Linked DNA regions of Homo sapiens: region 2 is linked to region 1. A link is a loop called in an ENCODE intact Hi-C map of the cell type or tissue named here. Cell type or tissue: A673. All regions are shown on one strand.

Region 1 (2,500 bases):
AAAGAATGGGAAGATCTTCTTGCATTCTCTCCTATAGGAAGTTGGAAGAGGACCACACTAATCTTGTTCTCATCACTAGGCTTATTCACAAGTAATACGAAGGCAAGGATAACCCTTTGTCAACCAAAAGAGATAAGGAGACTATCTTAACATTACGTTATTGAATTGACTATGAAATAGGATGCAGATAATTATTAGTGATTTTCCCCACTTCTATTATAACCTGCATTCAATTGCTGCAACTATAAAATATCAGCTAACTTTGCTGTGACTCATAGAAGAGAAGGAATCATAAGCTTATAAAAATTATCTTCTATCTTTATTCTGTTGGATCTCTTCTTTCCTTCTTAAGTTACATTTTGAAGAATTATGCTAAAATGTTTGGTCATTTTGTGTTTCTTTGAAATATCTAATTCTTAGGTTTTCCTGATTTAAAAAATTAGAGAAAACAGAATACAACTTAAAATGTCAATGTTTGTAACAGAGGTATCAATATTATTAGTATACCCTGTTCTCATGATAAAATATTTACTTTTCTGTAAAATGAACTCAAGCATTTCTTTAACCAGAACTTTGAGCTGCCTGCTTATGAGAACTGCAACATATGGTTTTCCTCTTCCACTTTTTAATATTTTGGTCTCCAGTGAATCCACATACAAAAGCTTCCTTCCTCTAGCTGGAGTCCACAAATGAAAGGCTTTTCTTCTTCTGATTGTAGATTAGCCTGCCAAGAAACAAACATGAGCTGGAGAACATCACTTTAATTTATTGATGGGATACAGATGACACGGAAGTCTGTCCTCTTCTAGGCTTTTGGGAACACTTTAGGCTGACCCAGCACAGCTGAGTTCATACGGCAAAGACAGCTTTTGCCAAAAACCAAAGCCAATAGTCATTGCAAACCTCTGAACCAAAACATTCCTTAAGTGCTTGAATTTCCCTATAATTTGTGTAGGTTCCCTTTTTGTCAATGAAGCTAGCAGTGGATAACTAGCTCAGCGCAATCAGACAAAACAACTGTACCATTCATTCAGTAATTAGATGATAGCTGTACTGCATACTTTATGGTTTCCGTTCTTCATTCTTTCTTTTCAAGACCTTGGAGACAAACTGGGATGTTTGGCAAAGCAGAAGTTCTTGTTGAAAAATATCCTGTCTTTACTTCAGGGTTGCTAGTAAGTCCTATTCTCAGAGGCAAAACATTAGCTGCACACAGCAGGAGAGGATCAGCCAAGTTTAAAAAAGTTTGGTTCTTATTTATATTACCTTTTGCCTCACTTTACAGTTCTGCCTTACTCAACACTGAAGAAGGTTTCTAGTCTTATATCTAACAGGATGTAATGAATTTGATACATGAGCTAAATGCTTACAGTCGATCTTACATAAATTTTAAAATTTTCAGATATAAAAGTTTTATGAGAAGTGAAGTACAAACAGAAAGATAGAATAATTAAATGGAGAGGAAGTCTGTGTGATTAGAGTTAATCTGCTTTGAAGAGCACATGGCAGATTAAATTACTGCTTGGGCTAAGAATGGTGAGCTAATGCTTTTTCTTTTTTGCAAACTGTTTTTGTTTCTGAAACCACTAGAAGTAAAAGGGAGGGAAACTTTCTACAAGAAAACTGTAATACACTCTTAGATTTTGTTGCCATTACTGCCTTTAAGAAGTAAAGGTATCACATTCATGAAGTTGATGCTGCCTGCTGCCTGCACTGAAGATTATCTGGTCCTATTAGTCAGGGGGCTTGGTTGCAAGTGACATAGCTTAAGCTAGTTGAAGGAAAAGAACAATGGTTTTGGCTTTTCTATCTAAACCAGGAAGGGCAGGAGTAGAGCTGTCTTTAGGAATATCTCAAATCAGCGATCTAGGTCCTCATCAGAACTTTTTCCTTCCCTTCTCATCACTGCTGCTGCTTTGGCTCGACCTCCTGGGGCCATCTGGAACCATAGCTAGAAATGTGGCTAATGAAATATTTAGCCTCAATTACAGCTCTGAGATCAAAGATTTGAAAATTTGAAACTCTTCTCAAATTCCAGATGACCCAGGACAGTACTATGATTTGCCTGGCTTGAAGATATGTCCCTTCTCTTGAATCTGCCACTTTGGACACTGAGATGAGACATAACTGGCCCAGCCTAGGTTGCAAACCCATCCCTGACTTTGATGCCAAGGGCTCGGGACATGTATCCAGAACAAGGAAAGGAGGACAGAGCAAACAAAAATAAGAATCATTAGAAATTTCTCACTGTTCCTTAGGTTATCCCCTCAAAAATAGTATTTGATATTTAGAAATGTGTTGGGATTCTTCTCTGAAAATATGGTATGACTGAATATACCAAGTAGATTTTACTTGTAATATTGGAAGGCAGGAGGTAGTCAGCTGAAAAGGAAATGGTGTTTGTAGTCCTTGATTTGATATATGAGCACAAGAAAAATTGTATAATTCGACTGAGGTTATGCTTCCCTTGTACTCTAAAGAAACATTTAAAACTTTTTTT
Region 2 (2,500 bases), 190 kb before region 1:
ACCAAATCAGATGATTATTTATGGGTCAGATTTTTCTCACAGAAAGAAAATTTTGGTGGTGCTAGAGGAGGAAACTGGGGGCAGATACAATTGTCTGGAGGCTCTCGGGAAGAGGGAGATAAGAACCTGAATCAGGATCTTGGCATGGAATTATGTAATAAATAAGACATATTTGAAAATGGTTGTTGGTGAACAGACTTATGAGAAAAGACAAAGGAGAAGTTAAGGGAAACACTGCTTTGTCACTGGATCCGTGCTTTCTAAGACATGTCCTCCACTCCTGAGGTCAGCAGTCATATATCTGTTTATATCTCCCAGACTTATGTCTGCAGGACAGACACACATTATCTAGTTATAACCACCTAGTTATTACCTGTTATAACCACCTAGACCTGGATAGCCCATAAGCATTTCAAAGTCAACAAATTGAATTAAAACAAACATTATAAACTTCTCCTCTAAATAACATTTCTCGGCTATGCTCCGTTGCTCAAAAGGTGGCATCTTCCTGGAGTAATTCATGAGTTCTTTTACTCACCTCCACCCATCCACTTAATTACCAAGTCTGGTTGATTTTTATCCTTGGAATTTTTTTTTATTTATTTCAAATACGCCCTTGCCTTTCTCTCAATACTTTTCTCTACCTCTGAGTCATCAATTTCCTTGAAAACTACTCCTACATTTACTCCATCCAATTCAACAAAAACCCCTGCCAATTTTACCTCCTAAAGATTTATGTTAACTCCACCTTTTTTTGGGCTATCACCATTTCTCCGTTTTATTAGTCAATTGCTTTACAACTGTAACCAGTTCAGTTCCTCAGAAATATTCGCATGACCTATTAGTGCCCCTTTAACTGGCTTCTCCACTTCCCATTCAGTTCATCTTCCACCCCTTCCTCCAAGCACGTAGTCAAACACAGATCTGCCCACTTCACACCTCTGCTTACAAACTTTCATTGCCTCTCTGTCACCAACAGGATGAAGGCTAAGATCATCAGCAGGGCTGACAATAAACGTCCTCTTAGCCCCCATTCCCTCCCCCCACCATCAATTCCCACCACTCCAGGTTTCACTAAGTAGTTTCTAATTACATACATTAGAATAACCATAAATACAAGTTACCAAAATCAAGGCTATTTAGTCATTTCCTGTTCTTTTATGAGCAGCCCATGGTTCTTCAATACCTCTAATTATTGAATTAGAATATATTACAACATTCTCCAAAGGACACACAGTAGTCAAGTAGTCTCAGATAATAATTATAAATGTAGTTCCAGAGCTCTGCATTAAGATATTGAAACTTTAATAGTATTTCCGCAATTGAATTACAAAACAATTACTCCAACTCAGACTAATCTGGTTTATTTTTAACCCTAGCAAATAAAAATAACAATAATAACGATGATGATAATGATAGCTACCATGTATTGAAGACCAGCAATGTCCCAGATGTTGATAAATGCTTCGTCTGCATTAGAGGTTGAGTATCCCATATCCAAAACGCTTGGGATCAGAATTGTTTCAGATTTTGGATTTTTTAAGATTTTGGGATATTTGCATACATATCATGAGACATCTTGGGGATGGGACCCAAATCTAAATATGAAACTTATTTATGTTTGACATATGCCTTATAGGAGGAAAGTAACTTTATACGATTTCTTTTTTTTTTTTTAGATGGAGTTTCGCTCTTGTCGCCCAGGCTGGACTGCAATGATGTGATCTCGGCTCACTGCAACCTCCGCCTCCTGGGTTCAAGTGATTCTCCTACCTCAGCCTCCCGAGTAGCTGGGACTAGAGGCATGTGTCACCACAGCCAGCTAATTTTTGTATTTTTAGTAGAGACGGGGTTTCACCATGTTGGCCAGGATGGTCTCGATCTCTTGGCCTGGTAATCCACCCGCCTCAGCCTCCCAAAGTGCTGGGATTGCAGGCGTGAGCCACCGCACCTGGCCGCTTTATACGATATTTTTGAATAATTATGTGCATGAAATGAAGTTTTGATTGCATTTGGCTGTGACTCATCACAAGAAGTCATGTGGGGGATCTTCCACATGTGGCATCATGTAGGACTTTGGAGCATTTTGGATTTCAGATTTTCAGATTAGGGATGCTCAATCTGTATCTCAATAGCTCTCAAACTATGTATCACTGTCCCTATTTTACAGATGAATATACTAAGTCTCAATAAGACTCAGGGTCTTTCCCAAAATGTTAATGCCATAGCAGAGAGTAGACCCAAATCTTTCTGATTCCAAGGCTCATTCCCTTGTTACCATGACACACTGCTTAATAAAAGTTTGTTAAATGTATGAATATGTACATTAATGTTAAAAAGCATACAAAGTTATCTTTCATTCTATGCTTAATTTCATGCTTCATGTTCACTTATTTTGTAAAAGCTTATAACATTTACAATCATGTTCAAAGGTAGCAACATAGTATCTTTAACCCTGCACTTGACTATAGAAATTCCCCCTTGAATTAACTGCATATCA

The links. Peaks named below come from ENCODE experiments on the same cell type or tissue, not always from the same donor. Only the 100,000 strongest peaks of a DNase experiment are listed, where the experiment ranks them.
Region 2: it touches region 1 in a loop (2.0-fold over the local background); 1 of 110 quality-filtered maps calls a loop at or near these places.

What each region holds. Positions count from the first base shown.
Region 1 is chr13:80,435,913-80,438,412 of GRCh38, forward strand. No RefSeq gene overlaps it. Among named protein-coding and RNA genes, the nearest start is that of SPRY2, 96 kb to the left of the region's middle. In A673, no CTCF peak of the experiment used is centred here; DNase peaks (open chromatin) are centred at 959 and 1,499; H3K27ac peaks cover 395 bases.
Region 2 is chr13:80,244,423-80,246,922 of GRCh38, forward strand. No RefSeq gene overlaps it. Among named protein-coding and RNA genes, the nearest start is that of SPRY2, 95 kb to the right of the region's middle. In A673, no CTCF peak of the experiment used is centred here; a DNase peak (open chromatin) is centred at 1,109; H3K27me3 peaks cover 360 bases.